Regions from separate parts of the Homo sapiens genome. Here region 2 is linked to region 1. Evidence: read pairs that join two places in POLR2A ChIA-PET (ENCODE). Cell type or tissue: MCF 10A. All regions are shown on one strand. Links, peaks and the distances in the headings refer to the core of each region. The heading gives the core; the rest is flanking DNA.

The links. Peaks named below come from ENCODE experiments on the same cell type or tissue, not always from the same donor. Only the 100,000 strongest peaks of a DNase experiment are listed, where the experiment ranks them.
Region 2: POLR2A ChIA-PET joins it to region 1 with 5 read pairs; 2 of 35 experiments call an interaction of 5 or more read pairs at or near these places.

The regions. Positions count from the first base shown.
Region 1 is chr16:75,480,988-75,486,360 of GRCh38, forward strand. It overlaps CHST6 (carbohydrate sulfotransferase 6), which reads right to left. Exons shown (of 3, transcript NM_021615.5): 2 at 830-904. Among named protein-coding and RNA genes, the nearest start is that of CHST6, 12 kb to the right of the region's middle. RefSeq lists an enhancer at 5,139-5,298. In MCF 10A, for the core only: a CTCF peak has its summit at 661; DNase peaks (open chromatin) are centred at 2,424, 3,944 and 5,224.
Region 2 is chr16:75,716,538-75,721,910 of GRCh38, forward strand. It overlaps CPHXL (cytoplasmic polyadenylated homeobox like), which reads right to left. Exons shown (of 3, transcript NM_001355613.1): 2 at 1,728-1,921. Among named protein-coding and RNA genes, the nearest start is that of CPHXL, 7.3 kb to the right of the region's middle. In MCF 10A, for the core only: no CTCF peak of the experiment used is centred there; no DNase peak of the experiment used is centred there.

The sequences.
Region 1 (5,373 bases), core at 290-5,289:
GGGATTCAAGCCTGTAATCCCAGCACTTTAGGAGGCTGAGGTGGGAGGATACCTTGAGGCGAAAAGTTTGAGACCAGCCTGGGCAACATATGGATAGCCTGCCTGTCTCTACAAAAACATTAAAAAAAACAAAAAAAGGAAAGCCAGGTGTGGTGGAGTGCGCCTGTGGTCCCTGCTATTCGGGAGGCTGAGGTGGGAGGACTGCTTGAGCCCAGGAGTTTGAGGTTGCAGTGAGCTTTGATCATGCCACTGCACTCCAGCTTGGGCGATAGAGTGAGACTCTGACTCAAAACATACAGTACAATATCAAAATGAGCAAATAAGTCCAGGCACAGTGGCTCATGCCTGTAATCCTAGCAATTTGGGAGGTTGAGGTGGGCAGATCACCTGAAGTCAGGAGTTCGACACCAACCTGGCCAACATGGTAAAACCCCATCTCTACCAAAAAAAATACAAAAATTAGCTGGGCATGGTGGTGCATGTCTGTAGTCTCAGCTAGTTGGTAGGCTGAGACGTGAAAATCGCTTGAACCCGGGAGGCAGAGGTTGCAGTGAGCTGAGATTATGCCACTGCACTCCAGCCTGGGCAATAGAGTGAGACTCTTTCTCAAAAACAAAAAAATGAGCCAATAAATAAAGTGGACAAAGAACACCAATTGTTGCCATCACCGGTAGGGGGTGAAGTGCTGAAGGCAGCATGGGCTCCAGAGGGAGGATGTCCTGGAGCCCTGTGGGTTTGCAAGGAGACCAGCTGAGGCGGAGCTGGGATGGAGCCAGAGAAGCAGAGAGGTGAGAGCAGAGGACTGTCCCGGCCAGCTGAGGGGACTCACCACTGTCCAGGGCTGCTGGGAGAGCTGCAACGCTGATCACAAATCCATGGGAGATGATTAGAGGTTCCTCAGCACCTGGTAAAGCAGGAGGGCGATGGAGTCACACTCTACAGGGGAAGATAGCCCCAAAAGCGACACAACTTCTCTGAGGCTCGATTTCCACTTCTGTAGGATGGGATGTGCAACATTTAACCTCTTAGGGCTGTGAGATGCTGCTGCAAACACCTATGAAGAGGGGGCCTGGGAAAGCATTCCTTACACACATGCCCCCATTACTGTTACTGTCCCTGTGCTGAGCTACTGTTTGGAGAGGAGGAACCCCTCCCCCTGGGGAGTCTCCCCCCAGAGGAGACACCCACAGGCCACCTACTCTTCCAATCCCAGTATCTCACAGGCCACCCTCTGGCCTCCAACCACCAGCCCTTTCGTGGACCTTAAGAATGTCACATAGGTCGGGTATGGAGGTTCATGCTGGTAATCCCAGCACTTTGGGAGGCCAAGGCAGGCAGATCACCTGAGGTTGGGAGTTTGAGACCAGCCTGACCAACATGGAGAAACCCTATCTCTCCTAAAAATACAAAATTAGCCAGGCGTTGTGGCACATGCCTGTACTAGGGAGGCTGAGGCAGGAAAATCACTTGAACCTGGGAAGCAGAGGTTGTGGTGAGCCGAGATCATGCCACTGCACTCCAGCCTGGGCAACAAGGGGGAAACTCCGTCTCAAAACAGCAACAACAACAAAAATGTCACACATGTCTCACAGGGTGGAAGGAACACTGAGCCAGCTTCCCGCATTCCAAGGTCCCAAAGTGTTCTTCTGTTTGCACCTGTTGCATCTGCAATGATCTCAAGGCTGGGTGACTTTGGAAGGGAGGAGCCTGGAAGTTTTCTCCTTGCTCCTGCATCCTTTGCTCCTTGCCTGCCCCCTTCCCCTGTCCACATCGCCCACTGAGAGAAGCCAGGGTCTAACTTGTGAGCAGATCTCCTCTCTGCCCATTTCCCTCATCAGGAGGCAACAGGGGTGGGTGGAGGATGCCCAGCAGCTCTGTCACCAGCCGACTCCAGATCCCACAGCCACTCTGGGAAAACCTGGAAGACAGGGAGAGTAGCCACTCATCTGCTCTGCACATGATCAACGCTCCTCCAGTGCCAGTGGGCTGACGATGGTTGGCTTCCTGCCAATGGGGCGCCGAAAGAGAAGGGAACTCATTTTCTGACTTCAATGATCACAAGTGCTAGGTGCTTCAAGTCCACGCGATGACTTAACTCAACGGGCCCTGAGGTGGGCACGATGATGTCAATTTTTCAGGTGAAAGACTCAAGGCTTGGAGAGACAGCGAGAAAGCTGGGACCCCAGGACTCCTGTTCCTAAGCTTCTGGCACTTCTGATCCCAGGCTGTGGGCTTCTCCCACCTGTGATTGCTCCCTGCAGAGTGCAGGACCCTGCTGCTCTGGCCCAAACACAGTTGTCCTGGCCAGCTCAGCCCTTCCCTGGGTAGGGAGGATCTTGATCCCAAGCCAAGGTATTTGTTACCTGTGTTCCAGGGAAGCCAGAGGTCTTCTTAAGTGACTCACACACTACAGGAACTGCTATGAGATCCTATTACTGAAACTCAAGAACTAGGAAGGTGGTTGAATCATCCTACGCCACAGAGTCTCCAGAAGACCAGTTCCTAGCTGAGAGCATTCTGATAGGAGCCTTACGTTCAGCACAGTAGACATTTGGGCCAAGGTTTTGACATTAGGAAGAACAAGTCAGGCAGGCCCTGTGATAGGTACTTCTGTCTTCATGATTAAATGCTATCATCCCAAGTCCCTGGGAGGCAGAAATGACCATACCTCTCTGTTTTAATTGAAGCAGTGGGGCTCAGAGACATGAATATCCAGTAAGAAGGAGGAAGGGCAGGGGCTTAAATCCAAGAGCCAGCCGGGTACGGTAACTCATGCCTGTAATTAGGGCACTTTGGGAGGCTGAGGCGGGTGAATTGCTTGGGCCCAGAAGCTCAAGACCAGCCTGGGCAACATGGCCAAACCCCATCTCTACTAAAAATACAAAAATTAGCCCAGTGCAGTGGCGCGGACCTGTAGTCCCAACTACTCAGGAGGCTGAGGTGGGAGGATTGCTTGAGCCTAGGAGGCACAGGTTGCAGTGAGCAGAGACTGTGTGACTGCACTCCAGCCTGGAAAACGGAGAAAGACCCTGTCTCAAAAATAAATAAATAATAAATAAATAAATAGGCCGGGTGTGCGGTGACTCACGCCTGTAAACCCAGCACTTCGGGAGGCTGAGGCGGGTGGATCACCTAAGGTCAGGAATTTGAGACTAGCCTGACCAACATGGTGAAACCCCGTCTCTACTAAAAATATAAAAATAGCCAGGCATGATGGCAGGCACCTGTAGTCCCAGCTACTCGGGAGGCTGAGGCAGGAGAATTGCTTGAATCCAGGAGGTGGAGGTTGCAGTGAGCCAAGATCACACCACTGCACTCCAGCCTGGGTGACAGAGCGAGACTCCGTCTCAAAAAGTAAATAAATAAATAAACAAACAAACATACATAAATACATCGAAGAACCAGACTCTCACTGCAGGGCTCTGTGGTGGGTGTCGCAGTCCTGAGCCTTTGTCCAGTGCCCTTTCCCATCCTGGAAGGCCTATCTCCCCCTTGAAAGTCTTCCCTTGATGAGGGGCACATATTTATTATATGTTTACTTTTTGGAAAAGTTAACACATAGGTGTTGTATAAAATTCTAAGCCACGCATGGTGGCTCACGCCTGTAATCCCAGCACTTTGGGAGGCTGAGGCGGGCAGATCACTAGAGGTCAGTAGATCGAGACCAGCCTGACCAACATGACAAAACCCTACTAAAAATACAAAAATTAGCCGGGTGTGGTGGTGAGTGCCTGTAGTCCCAGGTACTTGGGAAGCTGAGGCAGGAGAATCATTTGAACCCGGGAGATGGAGGTTGCAGTGAGCTGAGATTGCGCCACTGTACTCCAGCCTGGGCGACAGAGCGAGACTCCATCTCAAAAACAAAACAAACAAACAAAAAAACTCAAGGTAAAGATGAGGGCATTGCCAGCTCATGTTTCATATGTGAAGACAGGAAAAGAGGCCACACCCCCTGGGCAGACACAGCCCCACACCAGAGCACAAGGCCAGTCAGGCAGAAGAAAGTGACGTTTCCTATCTCTCATGCCCTCTCCAGCCTTCCAACCTCAGAGGCAATTCTGCTTTAAATTTCCAACAAGTAATTAATGGTGATGATGGTGATGATGATGATGAAAATGATCATATTTTTTCAGGAGGAGGGTGGAACTAAAAAGTACAAGAGGCCATAAAGGGAATAGAAAGTTCTGTTTCTTGTTTTGGTACCCAGGAGGAGCACCCTAAGCAGTGGTCCTTCTTAAGTCACAGAAACTTTTTTTGACATTAACTCTTTTTAAAATTTATTTTTGTCAAAACACTACACATAGCTTGAGAAAGGATAAAATATGCCTGGAGGCCAGGCACGGTGGCTCGTGCCTGTAATCCTAGCACTTTGGGAGGCCAAGGTGGGAGGATCTCTTGAGCCCAGGAGTTCAAGGTTGCAGTGAGTTATATCATTCTACTGCTCACCAGCTTGGGCAACAGAGTGTGACCCTCTTTCTTAAAAAAAATCAAAAACCTAAAACCAGAGCAAAACACTCCAGCTCACAGCTGAAGCTCACAGCTCACAGCTGAAGTACTGAGAGTACATTTCCTTTCTTGTTTTTTCTTGTTTCCCTTAGTTTTCCTTGGGGCTAATTGCATTAGATATTAGAAACGTTGAAAGAAAAATTTAAAAGATGTGAAAAGTAGAACAAAAAACATAAATGACAGATAAAGGTTGGAAAATAGAGAAGAGATAAGATCAGCAAAAGATTCATCCAGGAAAGCCAGTGCTCAGGATCCCGATCCTGGCAGAGCTGACAATCAAGTTGGGGACACTGAAGACACATCTGGCTATGTGACGGTCAAGGGACCTGATGGTGTCCCAGTGGATGGCCTGGACATCCAGCCGCGGGAGGGTCATGCTGGTCCTGGCTGCATCCTTATCTCCTGGATTCCAGCAAAGTCCCCACCTGGCCTCCCTTCAGTCCATCTTGTACAGTTGCCCCCAGAGGTGCCTACACCACACATCTGATCCTGTCATTCTCCTTTTCAGTAACCTTCAGCTTTCCAGCCTTATCTCCCATATCCCAGGCTTCAGATGGCCGGGAATAATCAGTGTTCATCAAACAAGCTCCATCTCTCCCAACTCCCTCACCCATGCTATGAGTGCGCAGCCCTGACTCCCACTGGGAGGCATTTCAGCCTCGCCTGCAGCCACCTCCTCTGTGCCTGTCAAGGCATGCCCCACTCTGCCCTGCATTGTACTTTGCTTTCCCTTCTTGCCTGTGAGCAACCCGGAACTTTGGATTGTGGTTTTTCGCAAGCGAACACCTGTTCTCCGGTGACTAGTGTGAGGATCAGCACTGCACAGGTGCACTGGACATGCTTGGTTCTGTCCACTCAGTACCCGTT
Region 2 (5,373 bases), core at 113-5,112, 240 kb after region 1:
GGGATGCAGAGCTTTCCTGCCCTCCCTGGATAAGCCACCTCCAGGAACTTCCACACGTTCAAGTATCTGGACCCTCTTCAAACTCAGTGTCTTTGTTTTTTTTCTGGAGGCTTTATTGTATGGTCATGATTGATTAAGCCATTGGCTATTGGTGATCAACTTAACCTTCAGCTCCACCTCCTCTCCAGAAGTTGGAGGGTGGGGTTGAAAGTCTCAATTTTCTAATCCTGCCTGGATCTTTCCAGCTTTCATCCTGAAGCTACTAGGGGCTACCCACCCAACAGTCAGTTCATTAGTAGACAACTCTCAGATTTATATCTTAGCTAAGTGCTCTCCCAACCCTTCAGAATTGCATATTCAACTGTTCACTTAGTGTTTCCACTTGGATGTTTATCTGACATATGAAACTTCATGTGTCCAAAATGTAAACTTTGATTTCTCTGACACACCTGTCCCTCCCTAGGTCCCCTCCTTAGTAAAAGGCAACTTTCATCTTCCATAGACTTAAGTCAAACGTCCAAGTAACCTTTGAGTCCACCTTACCTTTCACAGCATAACCCACACATAGTAAACTTTGTCAGCTCCATCTCAAACATCTACAGTCTCATTAGTACCATCCACCTGCACAGCTAGCAAGCTGGCCCAAACCACCGTCACCACCACTAACTACAGCAGCATCAACTCATCCACTGCTTCCAAATTTGCCTCACTGCAGTCTAGTTTTTACAATACATACTCACTGTATTTTCACAAGTACATAATACTATTTTCTTATGCGATGAAATGCTATATACTGCTTAATTCTTTACATTTTTCATATTGTTATGTGCATGTGTACAATTTTCTCTCAAACTGGTTATGGATACCAACGTTTGAGGATGTCTCAGGCCCTCATATATATAAAACGGTGTAGTATTTGCATATATACTATGCACATTCTCTCATATGCTTTAAACCATCTCTAGATGACTTACAATACCTGATACCTAATATAACACAAATGCTACATAAATATTTCTTATTCTGTATTGTTTTAACATTTGTATCATTTTAAAATTTTTGTATTGTTATTTGCTCCCCACCCCCACACCTGCAACCTCCTCTCACATTTTTTTTGAAACAGGGTCTCATTCTGTCACACAGGCTGGAATGCAGTGGTATGATCAGGGCTGGAAGCATCAGCCACAGCGCCCATCTTATTTTCATTTTTTAACTTTCCAAATATTTTTCATTTGTGGTTAGTTAAATCTGTGCATGTGGACCCAGTGGAGATGGAGGATTAACTGTATATACATATGTATTTTGATTGCACTTTCCCATTTCTTCGAATTCTGTACCTTCCTATCCAATCCCCTGCATTCTACCTCCATCTGTACTTATTGCCCTTTAATTTTATATGGAACAGCTGGATGTGGTGACTCACGCTTGTAACCCCAGGACTTTGGGATGCTGAGGTGGGTAGATCTCTTGACCCCAGGAGTTCAAGACCAGCCTGGGCAACATGGTGAGACCCCATTTTTTACAAAACATAAAAGCCTGGCGGGGTGGTGTGTGCCTGTAGTCCCAGCTACTCAGGGGACTGAGGTGGGGGAATCACCTGAGCCTGGAAAATGGAGGCTGCAGTGAGCCGTGATCATGCCACTGTGCATCTGCCTGTGTGATAGGAGTGAGACCTTGTCTAAAAAAAAAAAAATCTAGGAAATATACATATGAGGTCTTGAACTTACATCTATCACATTTACCGGACAATCAAATTTGATGGCCAGTGTTTTCCTAGTTGTGTAATCGGGATAACAGTTCTCTCCAAATATTTCCTTAAGTTCCTGCAGTAATTCTTCAGAAAATTTATGTCGGTGTTTTGTTTTTCTTTTATTCTTTGTTTGTCTTTCTTCATTATGATGATCCTCTTCAGCTGGGAAACCTGACAAAAGTATAAGTAGCGAGAAGGGCATTAGAGAATATTGGTAATAACCAGACCAAAGAAGAGTTCCCAACAGTGTTAGCACCATAGATTCCCTCCCCTTCCCAAGATGAAATCCACGTGTGACCTCATAGCTACTCACAATAATAAAATTACAAATGAAAGCAGGAATTGGCTAACTCTAGGCCTATGGGCCAGATCCACCCAGTTGCCTGTTTTTGTAAATAGAGTTTTATCGAAACACCATCACATTCATTCACTTATGCATTGCCTATGGCTGTTTTCAAGCCACAACAGCAGGCTTAGTAGTTGAGGCTCCAATGTGTCTAGGGTCGACACAGCCTAACATATTTACTATCTGGATTTGAGAATTTATATTTAAAATTAGAACTAATTGCAGAAGAATATTTTATTATTTCATCACCGTAAGGTAAAACAGGAAAAACTGATCTATACTGATTGGAAGGCAGGACATGGGCTACTGAGGGAATGGAATCGGGAGCCTGAAAGTGAGCGAACAGAGGCCTCTGGGTGCCACTAAGTTTTCTTTATCTGAGTGCTGAGTTCCACGAGTGTAGTTGATTTGTGAACATTAGTTAAATTAAACATGTATAAATATTTGCTATTTTTGGCATGCATGCTATATTTCAATTAAATATTTCTTTTGAGCCAAGATGGCCAAATAGGAACAGCTACAGTCTACAGCTCCCAGCGTGAGCAACACAGAAGACAGGTGATTTCTCCATTTCCAACTGAGGTACTGGGTTCATCTCACTGGGGAGTGTTGGGAAGTGGGTACAGGAGAGTGGGTGCAGGGCACCGAGCATGAGCCGAAGCAGGGTGAGGCATCGCCTCACTTGGGAAGTGCAAGGGGTCAGGGAATTCCCTTTCCTAGTGAAAGAAAGGGGTGACAGACGGCACCAGGAAAATCAGGTCACTCCCACCCTAATACTGCGCTTTTCCAATGGTCTTAGCAAACGGCACACCAGGAGATTATATGCTGCGCCTGGCTCAGAGGGTCCTACGCCCATGGAGCCTCGCTCACTGCTAGCACAGCAGTGTGAGATCAAACTGCAGGGTGGCAGCGAGCCTGGAGGAGGGGCGCCTGTCATTACCCAGGCTTGCTTAGGTAAAAAAAGCTGCCAGGAAGCTCAAACTGGGTGGAGCCCACTGCAGCTCAAGGAGGCCTGCCTGCCTCTCTAGACTCCACCTCCGGGGGCAGGGAACAGCCAAATAAAAGGCAGCAGAATCATCTTCAGACTTAAATGTCCCTGTCTGACAGCTTTGAAGAGAGTAGCGGTTCTCCCAGCACGCAGCTGGAGATCTGAGAACGGACAGACTGCCTCCTCAAGTGGGTCCCTGACCCCTGAGTAGCCTAACTGGGAGACACCCCCCAGTAGGGGCAGACTGACACCTCACACGGCCGGGTACTCCTCCGAGACAAAACTTCTAGAGGAACGATCAGGCAGCAACATTTGCTGCTCACCAATATCTGCTGTTCTGCAGCCTCTGCTGCTGATACCCAGTCAAACAGGGTCTGGAGTGGACCTCCGGCAAACTCCAACAGACCTGTAGCTGAGGGTCCTGACTGTTAGAAGGAAAACTAACAAACAGAAAGGACATCCACACTAAAACCCCATCTGTATGTCACCATCATCAAAGACCAAAGGTAGACAAAACCACAAAGATGGGGAAAAAACAGAACAGAAAAACCGGAAACTCTAAAAATCAGAGTGCCTCTCCTCCTCCAAAGGAACGCAGCTCCTCACCAGCAATTGAACAAAGCTGGATGGAGAATGACTTTGACGAGTTGAGAGAAGAAGGCTTCAGACGATCAAACTACTCCGAGCTAAAGGAGGAAGTTTGAACCCATGGCAAAGAAGTTAAAAACCTTGAAAAAAAATTAGATGAATGGCTAAGTAGAATAACCAAAGCAGGGAAGTCGTTAAAGGACCTGATGGAGCTGAAAACCACGGCACGAGAACTACATGACGAATGCACAAGCCTCAGTAGCCGATTCGATCAACTGGAAGAAAGGGCATCAGTGATGGAAGATCAAAGGAATGCAATGAAGCAAGAAGAGAAGTTTAGAGAAAAAAGAATAAAAAGAAACAAACAAAGCCTCCAAGAAATATGGGACTATGTGAAAAGACCAAATCTACGTCTGATTGGTGGACCTGAAAGTCACAGAGAGAATGGAACCAAGTTGGAAAACACTCTGCAGGATATTATCCAGGAGAACTTCCCCAATCTAGCAAGGCAGGCCAACATTCACATTCAGGAAATACAGAGAACACCACAAAGATACTCCTCAAGAAGAGCAACTCCAAGACACATAATTGTCAGATTCACCAAAGTTGAAATGAAGGAAAAAATGGGAAGGGCAGCCAGAGAGAAAGGTCGGGTTACCCACAAAGGGAAGCCTATCAGACTAACAGCGGATCTCTCAGCAGAAACTCTACAAGCCAGAAGAGAGTGGGGGCCAATATTCAATATTCTTAAAGAAAAGAATTTTCAACCAGAATTTCATATCCAGCCAAACTAAGCTTCATAAGTGAAGGAGAAATAAAATCCTCTACAGACAAGCAAATGCTGAGAGATTTTGTCACCACCAGGCCTGCCCTAAAAGAGCTCCTGAAGGAAGCACTTAACATGGAAAGGAAAAACTGGTACCAGCCACTGCAAAAACATGCTCAATTGTTAAGACCATCGAGGCTAGGAAGAAACTGCATGAACTAAGGGGCAAAATAACCAGCTAACATCATAATGACAGGATCAAATTCACACATAACAATATTAACCTTAAATGTAAATGGGCTAAATGCTCCAATTAAAAGACACACACTGGCAAATTGGATAAAGAGTCAAGACCCATCAGTGTGCTGTATTCAGGAAACACATCTCACGTGCAGAGACACACATAGGCTCAAAATAAAGGGATGGAGGAAGTTCTACCAAGCAAATGGAAAACAAAAAAAGGCAGGGGTTGCAATCCTAGTCTCGGATAAAACAGACTTTAAACCAACAAAGATCAAAAGAGACAAAGAAGGCCATTACATAATGGCAAAGGGATCAATTCAACAAGAAAAGCTAACTATCCTAAATATATATGCACCCAATACAGGAGCACCCAGATTCATAAAGCAAGTCCTTAGAGACCTACAAAGAGACTTAGACTCCCACAGAATAATAATGGGAGACTTTAATATCCCACTGTCAACATTAGAAAGATCAATGAGACAGAAAGTTAACAAGGATATCCAAGAATTGAACTCAGCTCTGCACCAAGCGGACCTAATAGACATCTACAGAACTCTCCACCCCAAATCAACAGAATATACATTCTTCTCAGCACCACACCACACCTATTCCAAAATTGACCACATTAGCTGGAAGTAAAGCACTCCTCAGCAAATGTGAAAGAACAGAAATTATAACAAACTGTCTCTCAG